Regions from separate parts of the Homo sapiens genome. Here region 2 is linked to region 1. The links are chromatin contacts, found by Hi-C or POLR2A ChIA-PET in ENCODE. All regions are on one chromosome and are shown on one strand. Each heading gives the region's core, a stretch centred on a gene start or an enhancer-like site at or near the end of the contact. The rest is flanking DNA. Distances are from core to core; before and after follow the strand shown.

Region 1 (4,770 bases), core at 2,024-4,523:
ATGTGTAGAAGTCCTAATCCCCATTTCCTCAGAATGTGACGTTATTTGGCAATAAGGTCGTTGTAGATACAATTAGTTTAGATGAAGTCGTACTGGAGTAGGGTGGGTCCCAAACCAAGATAACTGGTGCCTTTATAGGAAGGGGAAATTTGTACACAGGGAGAACGTCTTGAACATAAAGACAGAGGTGGGGAGATGTAACTCCAATCCAAGGGATGCCAAAGATTGCCAGCCAACCACCAGAAGCCAGGAGAGAGACCTGGGACAGGTTCTCCCTCACAGCAGAGTGGGCTCATGTCTTAGCCTGTTTGAGCTGCTATAACAAAATACCATAAACTAGATGGCTTATAAACAACAGATATTTATTTTTCATAGTTCTGGAGGCTGGGAAGTCTGAGATCAAGATACCAGCAGATTCAGTGTCTAGTGAGGGCCCATTTCCTGGTCCACTGATGGTGCCTTCTGACTGTGTCCTCACATAGGGGAAGGGGCAAACTAGCTCTACGGGGTCTCTTTTATAAAGGTTCTAATCCCATTCATGAGGGCTCCTCCCTCATGGCTTCTCAAAAGTCACCACCTCCTAATACCATCAACTTGGAGGTTAGGATTTCAACATATGAGTTTTGAGGGGACACAAACATTCAGACCAGAGTAGCCCCTAACCCAATATGACTGGTGTCTTTATAAGAAGGTGGCTTTGTGAAGACAGAGACACATGAGGAGAATGCCACGTGACAACTAAGGCAGAGACTGGCATTAATGCAGTTACAAGCCAAAGAATGCCAGAAATTGCCAGTGAATCACCAGTAGCTAGGAGAGCAGCAAGGAAGGACACTCACCCGCAGGTTTAGGGGGGAACATGTCCCTGCTGACACCTCAATTTTACACCTCTAGCCTCCAGAATTGTGAGAGAATATGATTCTGTTTTAAGCTGCTCAATGTATGGTGCTTTGTTATGGTAGCCCTAGGAAAGGAATACAGTCAGGAACACTCTTGTCCATAGGCAACATGGGATGTAGCAATGTATGGCCAAATCTTTCTCCTCCCACCATACAGAACACATTCATTCAAAGAGTATAAATTGGCCCAAGCTTAATAGACATTCTCTTTTTTACTAGTGGGTCAACACAAGTATAGGCCAGGTTAGTTCTATAGATAAAACAGAATTTGAAATGTGTAATGTTAAAGCCAAAGGTCCAATGGCTATTTATTCCACATTCTATATAACTACCCTAACTCAAGCAGCCGCTCTAAAACCCCAGTGACTAGGACCCTGAAAAAGTGTTCTTTAAAGTGTCAGAACAGAGATTCAGACTCTCAGAATTTGCTGTTTCAGTTTGAGAAGATGAAGAGTTTGAAGATGAGAAGACTCAAATTTGAGTCCAGCACCCAGCTGCCAGTCTAGCAGCCCATTGTAGCCCCCAGAGAATGAAAATGGAATGCTTGGTCCAATCCCCATGGTGGGTGTCCTCCAGGAAGCTCTGGGGTTCCCAACTGGCCTCCAGCCATACCAGGGCCATATAGATTCCTTAAAATAAATATCTATTTGTGTGTTGCCTTTTGGTGGCTCTGATCATCTATAGCATCAAGTCTAAGCATGATGCTTGAATAAGCCTCCATGATTTATGCCCCCTCTGGGCTCTGGGCTCCTGTTGCATCACACTGTCCCTTTAGCTTTATATCTAGTTACACAAAATTACTTGTTGTTTCCACAATAAAGCCTTATGTGTCTTGTCTTTGTGACCTTAACTATCACTTAAATTGACAATGCCCTTTCCTTCTTTTCCTACTGAAACAACCCTAGTTAATCTTCAAAATATTCATAAGGGACACTTTCCTATGAAAGCCTTCTTTGACAACATCCTCCAGATAGACTTAATACCTTTTTTCTTTGTATAATTTTTTACCTGCTCCTTTACTGTGCATCTCAAACTATATTTAATAATTTGTTTATAATCATCTTTTAATTAAACTGTGAGATCCTTGAGGGCAGGAATTGTATTTTATTTATATAGGATGCCCAGTAGTAAGCATAGTGCCTATACCTGTACAGGTGATTAGTAACTGTTTAAATGAATTCTTCATTTAACAAATATTTCTTGAGACTTTTTATGTTGCAGGCATTGTTCTGGGCCTTGTAGATGTGGCAGTAGTCAAGAAAAACAAAGACCTTTCCTACCTGAAGCTTGTGTTCCGGTAGAGAAAATGGATAAACAGATAAAAATAATAGACATTGCATATACTTTCAAGTAATGATATGTGCTACGAAGAAGAAAAAAGGCAGTGTAGGAGGTTGTGGGTCGATGGGATTTCTCTTAGATTCACAAATCAAGAGGTGATCAAATGAAACTTAACCAAAAAAGACAATGACTTCTCTCTAACCAAACTTGATTACTGATAGTCTTTTTCCAAGTCAGCTTAATGTGCTGTTCAAGAGAATCAGTGTGGAAGGAAGGAAATGTGCAAGAGAGTCCTGTATCAGACACAGTGGGCAGGGAGCTTTACATCTCTCATCTTATTGGGCTTTGACAACACCCTTCAAGATAGGTGCTGTTGCAGATGAATGACAACCTGAACTTCAGGGAGGCCAAATAATGTGTCCATGTGGAGTGTCTGAGTGTGTAAGCCAAGGTTCAAACCCCGGCCATCCTGGGCCACTTGTCAACACCAGTTCTACAGTTGAATTCTATGAATACTTATCAGGTGCTGACTTCATGTCAAGCCCTGTTCTTCATGCTTAGCATACACCAGCAAATAGAATAGACAGAAATCCCTGCCATTTCAGAAAGTAACAAGTGTTGACAAGGATGTGGAGAAATTGAAACGCTTGTGCACTGTTGGTGGGAATGTAAAATGGCACAGGTACTATGGGAAACAGTATGGTAGATCCTCAGAAAATTAAAAATATAATTACCATATGATCCAATGATTCCATTTCTGGAAATATACCCAAAGGAATGGAAAGCAGGATCTTGAAGAGATATTTGTAGACTCATGTTCATAGCAGCATTAACCAAAAGGTAGAAGCAATGCAAGTACCCGTCAACAGGTGAATAGATAAATAAGATGTAGCCTATATGCATTTACCACACATGGAATATTATTAAGTCTTCAGAAGGAAGGAAATTATGACATATGCTATAACATGGCTGAACCTTGATGACATTATGTTAAGTGAAATAACCCAGTTACAAAAAGACAAATATATGGTTCTGCTTATATGAGGTACCTAGACCAGTCAAATTCATAGAGAAAGTAGAAGAGTGGTTGCCAGGGGCTGGCAAAAAGGGGAAGTGGGGAGTTAGTGTTTACCGGGTACAGAGCTTCAGTTTGAGAAGATGAAGAGTTCTGGAGACGTATAGTGGTGATGGTTGCACAACAGTGTGAATGTACTCAATGCCACTGAATTGTACACTTAAAAATGGTTAAAATAGTAAATTTCATATTATGTGTATTTCACCACAATTTAAAAAATCTCTGCCCTTGTGGAGCTCATGTTTTAGTTCAGGGACATGAACAGTGAACAGATTAAATATGTAAATCATAAGCTATTAGAAGGAGATGAGTGATATAGAAACAGAACAGATTGAAGAAGATTGGGAGGGCTGCGAGCAAGGAGAGTGTGTTTTCAGTTTTAAACGGGGTGGTTAGTTTCATGGTCTTCTTCAGCTAGAGTTAAAATAAGTCGTCAATAAAGCTTGTCAGCCATGAAACTGGGGTATCTTCCTTGGCATCCATGCTTTGCCCAGAACACTCTGACTTGTTGGAATCTTGAGTGGAAATTTAAAGTCTCTCAGAAATAACTTTCAAGTTTCAGTGTAGGAAGTCCAGAGCACACAGAGGGGAGGAGGGACTGTCACTGGGCAGCATCCAGAGGGACTTCATTTTCAGTGTGTGAGGGAGACAGCCAGGCGGGGCGTGCACATTCAGGGAATAATAAACAGTAAGAGGGAGAGGGCAGAAGACAGGTGGAGTGTGTTGGAGGTGGGTACACTAAGGCAAGGCAGGAGGCTCTAAAATTTGTAGGCTGGATGATGGGAAGTAAGTGCAGTGTTTAAATTTTTATTGTAAATTAGTTATTTACTCCATCCATTGATTCCTCTAGCCAGTGTTGGAGGGACCAGCTTGGCACGTGCTTCTGGGCTCCTTCCTGGGGATTGGGTGCAAGAATGGCTGCCCTCAGAGAATGAATCACAATCTGGTAGGAAAGTAAAAACATATGCACATTGGGAATATTTAAATAGCAAGGCTGTGTAGTTTATACCAAGATGAGTGATCCAGACAATAGATGCTGTAGACAAGGAAGACAGTCAAAATATCTGTCAAAATTTCTAACAGCCAGTACTGCACAGGCATCAGACTGGATTGCGATGGATGCCAATCCCATCAGAACACACTGTGGGAGTGGACAATCTGTACCCCATGAATATTAGCCCTGGTATGGCAGCATTGAAGAGCAAAGGTCTCTAGGGACTGGGGCCACTGCGCAACAGTTCAGGGAGGAGATAGAACTCAGACTGAGCCTGGAGAGGTGGGGAGGGAGAGAGAAGCGGGAATAATTAAATTAGTTTCATGATGTAAGTAGGATTCTTAGAAGATTATTCTGACAGATATGTGTGGCATGGAGTAGAGTGGGAGGAATGAAGGAAGAAAATTGGTGAGGAGGCTGTTCTAGGAATTGAGGTGTGAGATGAGAAGAATGGAGGACTCCCTATTGGAGAGAAAGGCTTGACCCGTGAGCCAGGGAGAGCTGAGCGGCGAAGAGTAACT
Region 2 (4,908 bases), core at 1,248-3,747, 160 kb before region 1:
TGTGCTCTAGATTTTTTATTCAACAATTTGTTGAGAAACAGATATAGAATACCTTTTACTAAATCTTATTTCTGTAGGAATGGTGTTGAGAGGGCTGTCAGTGATATCGCTGAATATTCTCCAAAAGTTTCAAGGACAAAATTGCTTTAAAACATTGAATTAAATATTAAATTAGAAAGTTCAGCATAATTGATAGTTTCTTTTCTCTGTGATTCAGAGACAAATATTATGTTCAAATGTAGCTGTTATCCTAGGCTCCCTTGTTGCATATAATTTGTGTTTTTCTTTTTCTTGGTCTAAAATTACCACTCTTACTTATATTTTCCCTAGTCCTGATGCTCTCTTCTTATTATATTTTATCAATTATTGCACATATTTTTATTGGAAGTACCTCAAATCCTTAGGAGGGAGGCCAGTCATAAATAAAGGCCAAGTTATTAATATCCAATAAGAATTTAATCTCTGTCTCTCTCATCTACCTATTCATCTATCTGCTTTAAGTTGGTTTTCTAAATTGCTGCTTCTTGTAATCTAATCTAGAGGCGTTAGTAATGCAGAAATGTCATATAGGGATAGACACAGGGGAGATGTAAGGGAACTGTTTTTACTGCCCTGCTTCTAACATGATATATTAATAGCAGGTCTTTACAATACCTGTCCATAAGCTTGGTGATCAGTGTATGTATTTCTGTGCATGGTTTTTATGTGTAAAACTGAATTAACAGATAAAATGTCTCATATTGACAGAAGTCTGTCTATGTGATAAAATAAAATCTACTTGATGCTCAGTTTGTTAATTCATATGATGCCTTTTAAATTACTCTATTATTTTAATATAAAACTGGAATTTTTTACTATAAAACTGGAATATATGAGTGTGTGTGTATCTGTGGCATATATACAAGTAGGTTGTATTCTATTAGGCTGGTGCAAAAGTAATCACAGTTTTTGCCATTACTAATATGTATATATCATATAGATATGAAAGTCAGATGTAACACCTGTCTTCATAATACCTAAATATAAAATCTCATACCCATCAATAATTCTCAAATGCTTTAAACCGACATTTTATAATAAAATTTTCAAACTTACAGAAAAGTTGGAACAATTTGACAGTGAACAACCCAGCTGGATTATCATTTAGATTCTATAATTAACATTTTACTATAGTGTTTCATCACATGTAGATATTCATCTACCTATCCCTCTATCCATTCATCAACACATATTATTTTTGGAATATATTTAAAAGTAAGTTGCAGATTCATCCTTAGACACTTCAGCATGCATATCTCTAACTAGATTTAAATAAATATTTTCCATGGTTTTTTCCCTTTGATGTCAAATCTACATACACTGAAATGCACATATCTTAAAGGTACCACTGAAAGAGGTTTGATAAATGAATACAGCTGTGTAACCCAAACCACTATTAAGGTATAGAACATATACATTACCATCATTCCAGAAAGTTCCTTCATGTTCCTCCCTAGTCAACCCCCATCCCCTCACCCCCAAAGCTGTTGATCATATTTTTTCCTATCATGTATTAGTTTTGCCTGTTCTGAAACTTACAACTTGAATCATACAATTGCTTTTGAGAACTAAAAGGAGTGTTTTCTTTTTATTGTTAACACTATTTAAATTTCTGGGATGATGAAACGTGGCCTCAGTGTCCTAAGGTATATAGAATTATAGATTATTATAAGTGGGGTGTTATCCAGGGCAGAGCAGTAGCTTACCCTTGGGTCTCGTTGACAGAGATGGGGTTTCACCATGTTGGCCAGGCTGGTCTTGAACTCCTGACGTCAACCAATCTGCCTGTCTCGGCCTCCCAAAGTGCTGGGATTACAGGCGTGAGCCTCCGCGCCCAGCCTGGATATGGTGATATGATTTTTTGTCAGTCACAGCCTCTGGTGAGGACAGTTGGCTAATTTAAAAAATGCTTGGCACACACATGAGCATTGTATCCTGCTGACAGCCTTCCACAGATTCGTCCTTTTGTCTAACTTAGAGTTCTCTTGGTGAAGAGATAGCTTGAAGTATGTTCTTAGGCAAGTCACTTCCATGACATGTTCTCCTTTGTGGAGTGAAAAAGTGAAAGGCGTTTGGATGAGAATCTGGTGAGCAATCAAAAACACACAAGTTTATAGGCTTCAGGCCAACATATTTTAGTCAGCTGAAATCAGGGAGACACTGCCTGGTTGGCTGGCTGCCTCCGGACCGGGGCATCCTGCAGAGGGGCCTTCAGCTAGGGGAGGGGCAGGGAAGAAAATCTCAGGAAAGGGTGGGCAGTCCACTTTTGACCACTCCACCTTATGCAATTCTTTCTTTTCCCTTCTTCTCCCTTCACTTTCTCTGTCCTCTTGACCTTTCATTTCCTTTCTTTTCTGTCTTCCCCGTGGCAGCTGTGAACATGTGGATCCCTTGTGCCTGAGGTTCTGCTGGTAGCTCCTGCAGCCCGCCAGACTCCAGGCTCAAGGCTTAGGGGTGTTTCTTCCCACAGTCTTCTGGAGAGTGTACCAACAATTTCTCCACGCTCCCTGGGGTTGCTCAGCTCAGCAGGGCTGGGGAAGTGAGAGCTGCTAACCGGCTGTGTCTGTGAGTCAGCATTTCTCCCCACCGACTCAGGTCTGGGGAGAGACCCTGGGAGAGGATGTGGAGGAGGCACTTTCCTTTCCCAGACTGGAGATCAGGCGTCCCCAGGGGCAGGGGGCTGGGGGTAGAAGGTCGAGGAGTGAGGAGTTGTGGAGAGTGAGTGGTGTCTGGAGCATAACTGTTGTATGTATTCATGCATGCGCGTGTACACATCACTGAATTTGTTTGTGGTGACTAGAGTCAGTTCTAAAATGTGTTCTTGTAAAGTCTTAGGCTCCTAAAAAAATCATTTGAATATGGATTTTAAATATTCTCAGAAGTTTGAGAAAATATTCCTACTAACTATGACAGGGAACAAATACATACAAATTAGTTAATAACATCATGCTAAAACGTATAATGTGATTTTCAAAACATGCTAAAGAGTTAAAAAGTCTTTTTAAAATTTGTTTATTTTTTATTTCTCTTCCCTCTTAGAGCGTAAAAAGTTTTAAGAGGGTTTTTTGTTTTTTCTTGATATTTAAAATTTTGGTTTGATGCTGAGAAAAGCTTTCCACATACTAGGCACGTAATAGATATTCAGTATTATGTGATCACAGGAAGTAAAATAAGTTAGAGAGATCAGAGAGATTATTCTGTATTTAAAGGATTGAGATTTTCTACTATTTTTAGCCAAAGAACAATATGCAACCTTGAGTTAAAAGATTCCTTATTACTGATTGGGAGTTTGACTGTTTTGCAAAAACTGTGCTTGCCACATATTGTCAGATGATGATGAAAAATCTAAGTTTAGGCTTGACATATAGTGAATTATGTGGCTTTTCCCCAACTTGAATAAACATACTTAAAAAAAATCCCACTGGTTTATTTGTCTTCATGTAGCTTGCTTACCTCACAAGGTTTATTTCAGTAGTCATTTAAAACCAAATTTCTGAATTCTTACATTGTATAGAAATATCCCAGGAACCATTTTTGGGTTGAACAAGACTTTTATATTAGTTCCCCAGTCATAACAATATTTTCTTGAAGTTACAGTAATATATTCTTGAAGGCATAATAATACATTCTTGAATATATTATTGAAATTCAACTTATATGAGAATATGTTAAGAATGTATGAGAATATATTAAAGAATATATTGAATGGTGGTATTACTTATATATTATTTATCACCATTTCTGGATATAGTGATATGCTTTTTTTTTTTTGAGACAGGGTCTCACTCTGTCACCCAAGCTGGAATGCAGTGGCAGGATCGCGGCTCACTGCAACCTCGGCCTCCTGGGTTCAAGCAATTCTCATGCCTCAGCCTCTCAAGTAACTGGGACTACAGGTGTGCACCACCGCACTTGGCTAATTTTTGTATTTTTTGTAGAGACAGGGTTTCACCATGTTGGTCAGGCTTGTCTTGAACTCCTGACCTCAAGCAGTCTGCCCATCTTGGCCTCCCAAAGTGCTGGGATTACAGGCGTGAGCCACCATGCCCAGCCTGGATATGGTGATATGATGTTTAGTTAGCCACAGCCTCTGGTGAGGACAGTTGACTAATTTAAAAATGCTTGGCACACACATGAGCATTGTATCCTGCTGAGAGTCTTCCACAGATTTGTCCTTTGGTCTAACTTATATTTCTCTAGGTGAAGTTTACACTCATTTCTTTTTGTTCTACCCTTATCGGTGACTAAGAGACCAGCTGTATTCCAACTTCTGAATACTGGCAGAATTCTGAATCAGTAGCTCTTCCAAAAGGGCCTAGCTTACCTCAGAGAATCAGTCTGACCCTTGTGTCCTTGTCTCCTCTATGGAGAACATGGAGTTGCTTTTCTTTGCAGTTGGTTGTAGCTTAAACCATAGTGCATTGCTGAGTCGTGTGATGTGTGATTCATCAGGCCTCAGGTGACAACGGTGGATTTCCTTCAGGAATGAGTAGCAAACATTTTGGCCCCTCTTTGGGTGCCAAGCACCATGAGGTAAGGGAGTACTTTACAGACCCCTAGAGATCCACGGGTGCTCTAGATATAGCCATATTTCAGCCCCTGGATCCTTTGTTAGTGCCATATTAGGAGAATGCCTGTGGAAATGGCTTCTTTTCTCCACATAAGGCTTTTCTTTTTCTATTTTTAAAAATTTGGACCACCAGGCAAGAACACATCAGGAATTTTTCTGTTTAATTTGAACACATGTGTTAAGAGGCAGAGTATAGAAAGTAGTCTGAGACTAGAGAATCTAATGGAGTAACTAAGAGGGTTTACACCTAGGATATTGGAATTAGCTATGTCCTAGGCTATAAATCTAAGGTATCTTTG

Evidence for each region. Hi-C counts contacts between places; a loop is a spot of excess contacts on that map. ChIA-PET counts read pairs that join two places held with the same protein, here RNA polymerase II (POLR2A). Pooled maps may share reads with other maps.
Region 2: a loop to region 1 is called in a pooled map, with 2.2 times the contacts of the local background. The contact joins two enhancer-like sites. A Hi-C loop is called at or near these places in 3 of 50 pooled maps. POLR2A ChIA-PET finds 5 or more read pairs at or near these places in 3 of 52 experiments (K562, activated CD4-positive, alpha-beta T cell and activated T-cell).

Annotation. Positions count from the first base shown.
Region 1 is chr13:50,367,203-50,371,972 of GRCh38, forward strand. All of the region lies in intron 2 of DLEU1 (deleted in lymphocytic leukemia 1), which reads left to right. Among named protein-coding and RNA genes, the nearest start is that of DLEU1-AS1, 160 kb to the right of the region's middle. Within about 2 kb of position 3,274, at least 2 of the 41 ENCODE cell types and tissues checked have a DNase peak (open chromatin) inside an H3K27ac peak, as active enhancers do.
Region 2 is chr13:50,206,479-50,211,386 of GRCh38, forward strand. The region is part of intron 2 of DLEU1 (deleted in lymphocytic leukemia 1); the gene reads left to right. Among named protein-coding and RNA genes, the nearest start is that of DLEU2, 83 kb to the left of the region's middle. Within about 2 kb of position 2,498, at least 18 of the 41 ENCODE cell types and tissues checked have a DNase peak (open chromatin) inside an H3K27ac peak, as active enhancers do.